Regions from separate parts of the Homo sapiens genome. Here region 2 is linked to region 1. Evidence: chromatin contacts called from ENCODE Hi-C or POLR2A ChIA-PET data. All regions are on one chromosome and are shown on one strand. The core of a region is the stretch at or near the end of the contact, and the rest is flanking DNA. Distances in the headings are between cores, read along the strand shown. Region 1 has its middle 9.5 kb from the start of SHCBP1L. Region 2 has its middle 20 kb from the start of LAMC1.

Region 1 (2,700 bases), core at 193-2,692:
TTATTTTACAGATATGTATTGAGCACCTATTCTGTGCTGGCATGGTATTTGGTGCTGGTGCTGAAGACAGACAATAAACATGATTTTTTACGTAAAATTGTCAAGAAAATAAAAACACATATCTACCCCAAAACTTGTACATTCACATCCATAGCAGAATTATTTATAATAGCTATAAAGTGGAAAGAACTTAAATGTCAATCAACTGATAAACAGATAAATAAAATGTGGTATAGCCATACAGTAGAATACTATTTGGCTATTTAAAAAGGAATAAAGTACTGCTGATACATACTACAACATGGATGAACCTTGAAAACATGCTAAATGACAGAAAATGAGGTCACAGAAACCCATATAACATATGATCCCATTTATATAAAATGTCCAGAATAGGCAAATCAATAGAGACAGAAAGTACATTAGTGGTTGCCTAGGGCTGGGGGTTGGGGGTTGCCAGGGAAGAGGGGCAGAGTTTGAAAAGGAATGGGAGCTGACTGCTAATGGGCCCAGGATTTCTTTCTGGGGTGATGAGAATGTACTATAATTGATTGTGATGATGACTGCCCAACTCTGAGAACTGAAACCATTGAATTGTATGCTTAAATGGGTGAACCGTATGGTATGTGAATTATATCTCAATTTTTAGAAATAAAATTTATGGCACATTATGTGACAGTTAGGTGCTATGGAGAATGATAAAAATATGGAGATGGATAGGGCAGAGCAGGGATGAGGACATTTTGGAGAGTAGGCCCGGGATATAATTTTTGTACAGAGCAGAGAGGGAAGGTCTCACCCGTAAGATGATGTTTGAGTAAAGATCTGAAGGAGGTCAAAAGGAAAATCTTGGACTTTGACAGCTGCAAAATAAGGAAAGTTTTTTCCATCACCAAGTCATTCCCAGGGTACAGTTCAGTTATAAAGAACATAGATAAATTAGTAGTAACACAGTTTTAGGAAGTCTTTAATACTAACACATTATTTTCATATTTCCCTATGTAAGAATAAATAAGGCTCACATCAGTCAGAAAACACTAAATAAGTACACTGGGGATTTAGGTATTTTGGAAGTTTTGTATGGTGGAGATTTGGTTTGTATTATTTTGGAGGTGCACACCAGGATGCTGTGAAATGTAATTGTATTTCTTTTTCCTTTTGTTTTCCTCAATTGAAAAAATAAGTATTAATGAACACTTCATTCGGCCATTTATTCACAAATAATTTTTCTCTCTTAGAACACTAATTTTTTTCCTCCTCAACTCTTTGACATTAACTTTGTAAACCACAAAAAAACTAAACAAACAAACAAACAAACACTTTGGAAACAAATACTCAATGGCAGTAAGAAACACAACAGTTCTTTGAAGCCTGTACCTCCTTATTTTGACCAGAGGAGAGCACTAGAGAGCTTTCGGGCTATTGAAGGGCCCCCCCGCAATCCCAAAGGGCTGGGTGGAGCCTGAAGCATTCAGCCAGGCATAGCTTTAAGTCCTGACTCAGAAGACAACAGCACAGCACTTTGCTAAAGGGCAAGCTCGGACACATTTCCGTAACATATAACACTTCTTTCACCTCAGACGTGATGTTCTGCTAAATCTTCAACATTTCATAATGTGTACTAACCCCTTGATACTTGTTTTGTGTTCTGCTTTTGTTTTCAGCTCTTTGGGAGGTAAACAATGATTTTAATTTCATTTTACATAAACCACACAAAAAAGAAAGAATCACCATACATGTTTAAGGGCACATGAACTCCACTAAGGAGAGGCAGTACTGGGTATGGACAAGACACAACCTAAAACTTCCGACTAAAGCTACCCTGGTGAAAAGCCAATGGCCCAAACTTGTCTTAACTATCAGAAGTCTTAGGTTTCAATTTTGATAGGAAAAGACACTAAGAATAACATCAGCTAATTAGCCTACAATTTGAACAGTGTATAAATATCTAATAATGGAGCAGACACTTAAAATGTATAATAACTGGGGTATCAACGGCAGAAGACAACAGACACTCTCAACCACTGTTGATGGAAATAGAAATAGTTAAAATCTTATTGGAAGGCATCTTGTTAAAAAAAAAAAACTTTCAAAATTTTAAGTGTGCATAATTTCAACCCAGCAATTCCATCTCTAGATATAAGTTCCCCCGAAATGCTGCACATGCACACAAAAATTTTATTTATAGTAGTTTTAATAATAATGATAATAGCATTTAGCACTTACTGTGGTAGGTGCAGTTCAAGAACTTTACATACGTTGACTAATTTATCTCTAAAAACAGCCTGGCGATCCCCATTTTATTGATGAGGAAGCTGAGGCAGGGACAGGTTAAGTAACAGCTGTGAAGAGGTGGAGCCAGGATTCGAATGCATGGATCCCAACGCCCCTGCTCTTAACCACTATGCTATGCAATACGAGGATATTTATTGTAGCATTGTTTATAGTGGTGTAAAACTGGAAACAGCCCATGTCTAGCACTAGTGGAATCGTTAAATAACCAATGATGTATTCATATTGTCAAAATGAAGTCAATCTAGGTGCCCTGACTCAGAAAAGGCCCCAAAGGTATACTGTAGAGAAGGGGAGGGAGAGAAGCAATTCTCAGAATAATACGTATCATATGATTCCATTTGTGTTTCTTTTCAATTACACGTTTGTATTTGGACATATATTCAAGCATAGAAAAAGGATGGAAGA
Region 2 (2,700 bases), core at 74-2,573, 41 kb after region 1:
GGGCTTAGGTGGGGAAACATTGCTTCAGTCCAGGAAGTCAAGGCTGCAGTGAGCCAGACGGTGTCTCAAGAAAAACAAAAACAAAAACAAAACAAACAAAAAAACCACTGTGCTAAGAGGTGTGGCAGATAATAATATATAATAATAGCTAACACTGAATGCTAAATAAATGCCAATCACTTTTAAGTACTTTGCATGTACAACTTGGTTAGTCCTCAATCACTCTATGAGGTGTTGCTGTTATTACCTGTATTCCCATTTTACAAATGAAAGAATGGAGGCATTAATAGTGACTAAGAAGCTTGCTCAAGGTCACACACCAGTAATTAAATACAGGTAGTCTGGATCCAAGACCAACTCTCTTAACTACTTCCTTGTGATAAATAAGATATTAAGTTGAAAAACATGCCTTGCCTCAAACAACTTGCCATCAAGGGAATGCTGAGGAAATTACTAAAACTTAACCAGTTGTGAAAAGAGTCAACCAAGAGTCTTGAAGTTTTTTAGAACAGCTAGCTCAGGTAAGCTTTCTGTTTATTTTTTTCTTTCTCTCTTTCACTTTTTTTTTCTCTAGTGATTCACTTGACAATTCATTGTGGAATCGTGCTTCTGTATTTTCACCTTTTGATCTTACTGCTTCTCTTTTCTACTAAAATGGAGAATTTCTTAAAGATAGGAACTATATATTATTTCTCTTTTTATCTTTAGCCCGTAGCATATAATAGAGGACCACTCAATATAAAGACTCAATAAATTATTATATTCAAAGAAATGACAGTAATTATTCATAATTAGTATCTATGAATACATTGCACCTAGGGGCACTATAGTATTTTAGAGCTTTTGATTGAGTAAGTCCCAAAACTACTCTGGTAAGAGAGTTAAACATTATTATCCATGTTTCACAATCAACGGCTTAATTGTCAAAAGGTCAAGTGGCTTACTACGAGTTAGTCAGTAGGGGAAAAAAGAGAATCTAGGAGTTTTTTGTTTTTTTTTTTACAAAAAAAAAGAAAGGAAAAAGATTTCCTCAAAGTTAAATTAATGCACATAAGAATATCAAAAAATACAGCAAAGATACTTTGTCAAAACCAAGCAACACTTAAACACAAAACATTAATTTATGTTAACTTTATGTAAGTAAGTTATTTTGAAAGTCAACTCTAAAGATTATGTTCAGAAACTTCTATTTATGCTATTTTTGTTTTCTACACATTATTTTAGTAATAAGGGCTATATCCTCCCATGAGATCTACAGGGCGGATATTAGATAAGCCACAGATGAGTTAACTTGTTTTGGCTTGAATGAGGAAATGTGGCAGCTCCAGATGCTTCCATGCTCCGAGCACATCGGATCCAGTAGGCAAGAGAAACTGGGCTAAGACTCAAAGAAGGGAGGTGCTTTTAGCTAATAACAAAGTCTACTCTTCCAGTGTTTCTGTAGGCAAGGATTTTTTTTTAAGAAAAATATTATTACAACATAGTTATAGATTCGTTCTTGGTAAACAAACTTCAACAAAGGATGATCCAAAAGGCTTGAATTTCTAGCTGCAGAAAGAGTTATTTTTACTCTTCAGTCTGTTCCCGTGACTTTTTTCCCTACCTTTGTTAATGGCTTCACCATCCATTGAACTGACCAAGCTAGAAACCTCAAATTTATTCTCCACAGCTCCTTCTCCCTCACCCTCTTTTGCTACTGGTTTTAGTTTTACTCATTCGCCCATTCTGTCATCTAAGTAGATATATTTATTATATCTACTTATATATCTACTATATCTACATGTATAACACATCTGTTATAACCTCCATGGCCTCTTCTAAAGGTTGAGCCTCTCACCTCTCTGGACTATATGACCATCTCCTAGATGGTTTTACTGCCCCTGATAAAGTTATTTATTTGCCTAAAAACCACCAATGGCTCACCCTCATCTACAGATCAGAATACAACCTCTTTAGCATATCTGCGCTCTCCCCAATCTGTATAATCACCTATTTTCTTCTACTTCCCTGAAAACCTCTACTCTGTCAGTTTCTTCTCACCATTCCCCAGACATCTCCAGCATATCCAGCTCTTACATATTTCAGTGTTTTTGTATGTGATGTTCCTTTAACTTGCAGTCCTTCCTCTGCCTTCATTACATGACCAATCCTAAGGCTTCCTTTACTCCCAGCACAAATGTGGCCTCTCTCTCTGAAAGATGTCTTGACTCCTCAAATAATTAACTACTCCCATTTCATATTTGTGGCAGAGATTCTTGCTCCTCATTGAATAGAGTCTTTTGATGCTGCACATTTGCCAGCTCCTTTCCAGTGCGGTAAGGCCATGTGACTTCTTCTGGTCAAAGGGCTGTGAGTGGAAGTGAGATGCGCCACTTCTGATCCAAAACACCTAAGAGTTGGTGCATGACCCTCCAACTCTCTCTTCTCTTGGCAAGTGTAAAGGTCTTGTGATGGGATGGTAAAACCACAAGATGGAAATGGCCTAAACAGACCACATGTAGGGAGCTGCTCTGGGAAGTCCTCTGATCCTGCATTAGGCTTCATGTAAGCAAGAAATAAACTTTTGTTGGTTAAGTCACTGAACTTTGGGGTTTATTCACTACCGCAGTGTAAACTCCCCTAACCAGCCTAACTCAACATCCTACATATCTCTATTTAGCCTTTTGTTTTACAAAACTATAATAATGGATATTATTCTGT

What was found. A loop is a pair of places that touch in the nucleus more often than their neighbours do. ChIA-PET counts read pairs that join two places held with the same protein, here RNA polymerase II (POLR2A). Pooled maps may share reads with other maps.
Region 2: a loop to region 1 is called in a map of heart left ventricle, with 2.1 times the contacts of the local background. The contact joins two enhancer-like sites. A Hi-C loop is called at or near these places in 10 of 168 maps with a recorded cell type or tissue (Calu3, ascending aorta, esophagus muscularis mucosa and 6 more), 1 of 37 single-sample maps with no recorded cell type and 4 of 50 pooled maps. POLR2A ChIA-PET finds 5 or more read pairs at or near these places in 4 of 52 experiments (AG04450, H1, MCF 10A and 1 more).

Annotation. Positions count from the first base shown.
Region 1 is chr1:182,961,274-182,963,973 of GRCh38, forward strand. No RefSeq gene overlaps it. Among named protein-coding and RNA genes, the nearest start is that of SHCBP1L, 9.5 kb to the left of the region's middle. RefSeq lists an enhancer at 1,301-1,595. Within about 2 kb of position 1,443, at least 7 of the 41 ENCODE cell types and tissues checked have a DNase peak (open chromatin) inside an H3K27ac peak, as active enhancers do; they include heart right ventricle, where a contact is called at or near this core.
Region 2 is chr1:183,002,087-183,004,786 of GRCh38, forward strand. No RefSeq gene overlaps it. Among named protein-coding and RNA genes, the nearest start is that of LAMC1, 20 kb to the right of the region's middle. Within about 2 kb of position 1,324, at least 3 of the 41 ENCODE cell types and tissues checked have a DNase peak (open chromatin) inside an H3K27ac peak, as active enhancers do; they include heart right ventricle, where a contact is called at or near this core.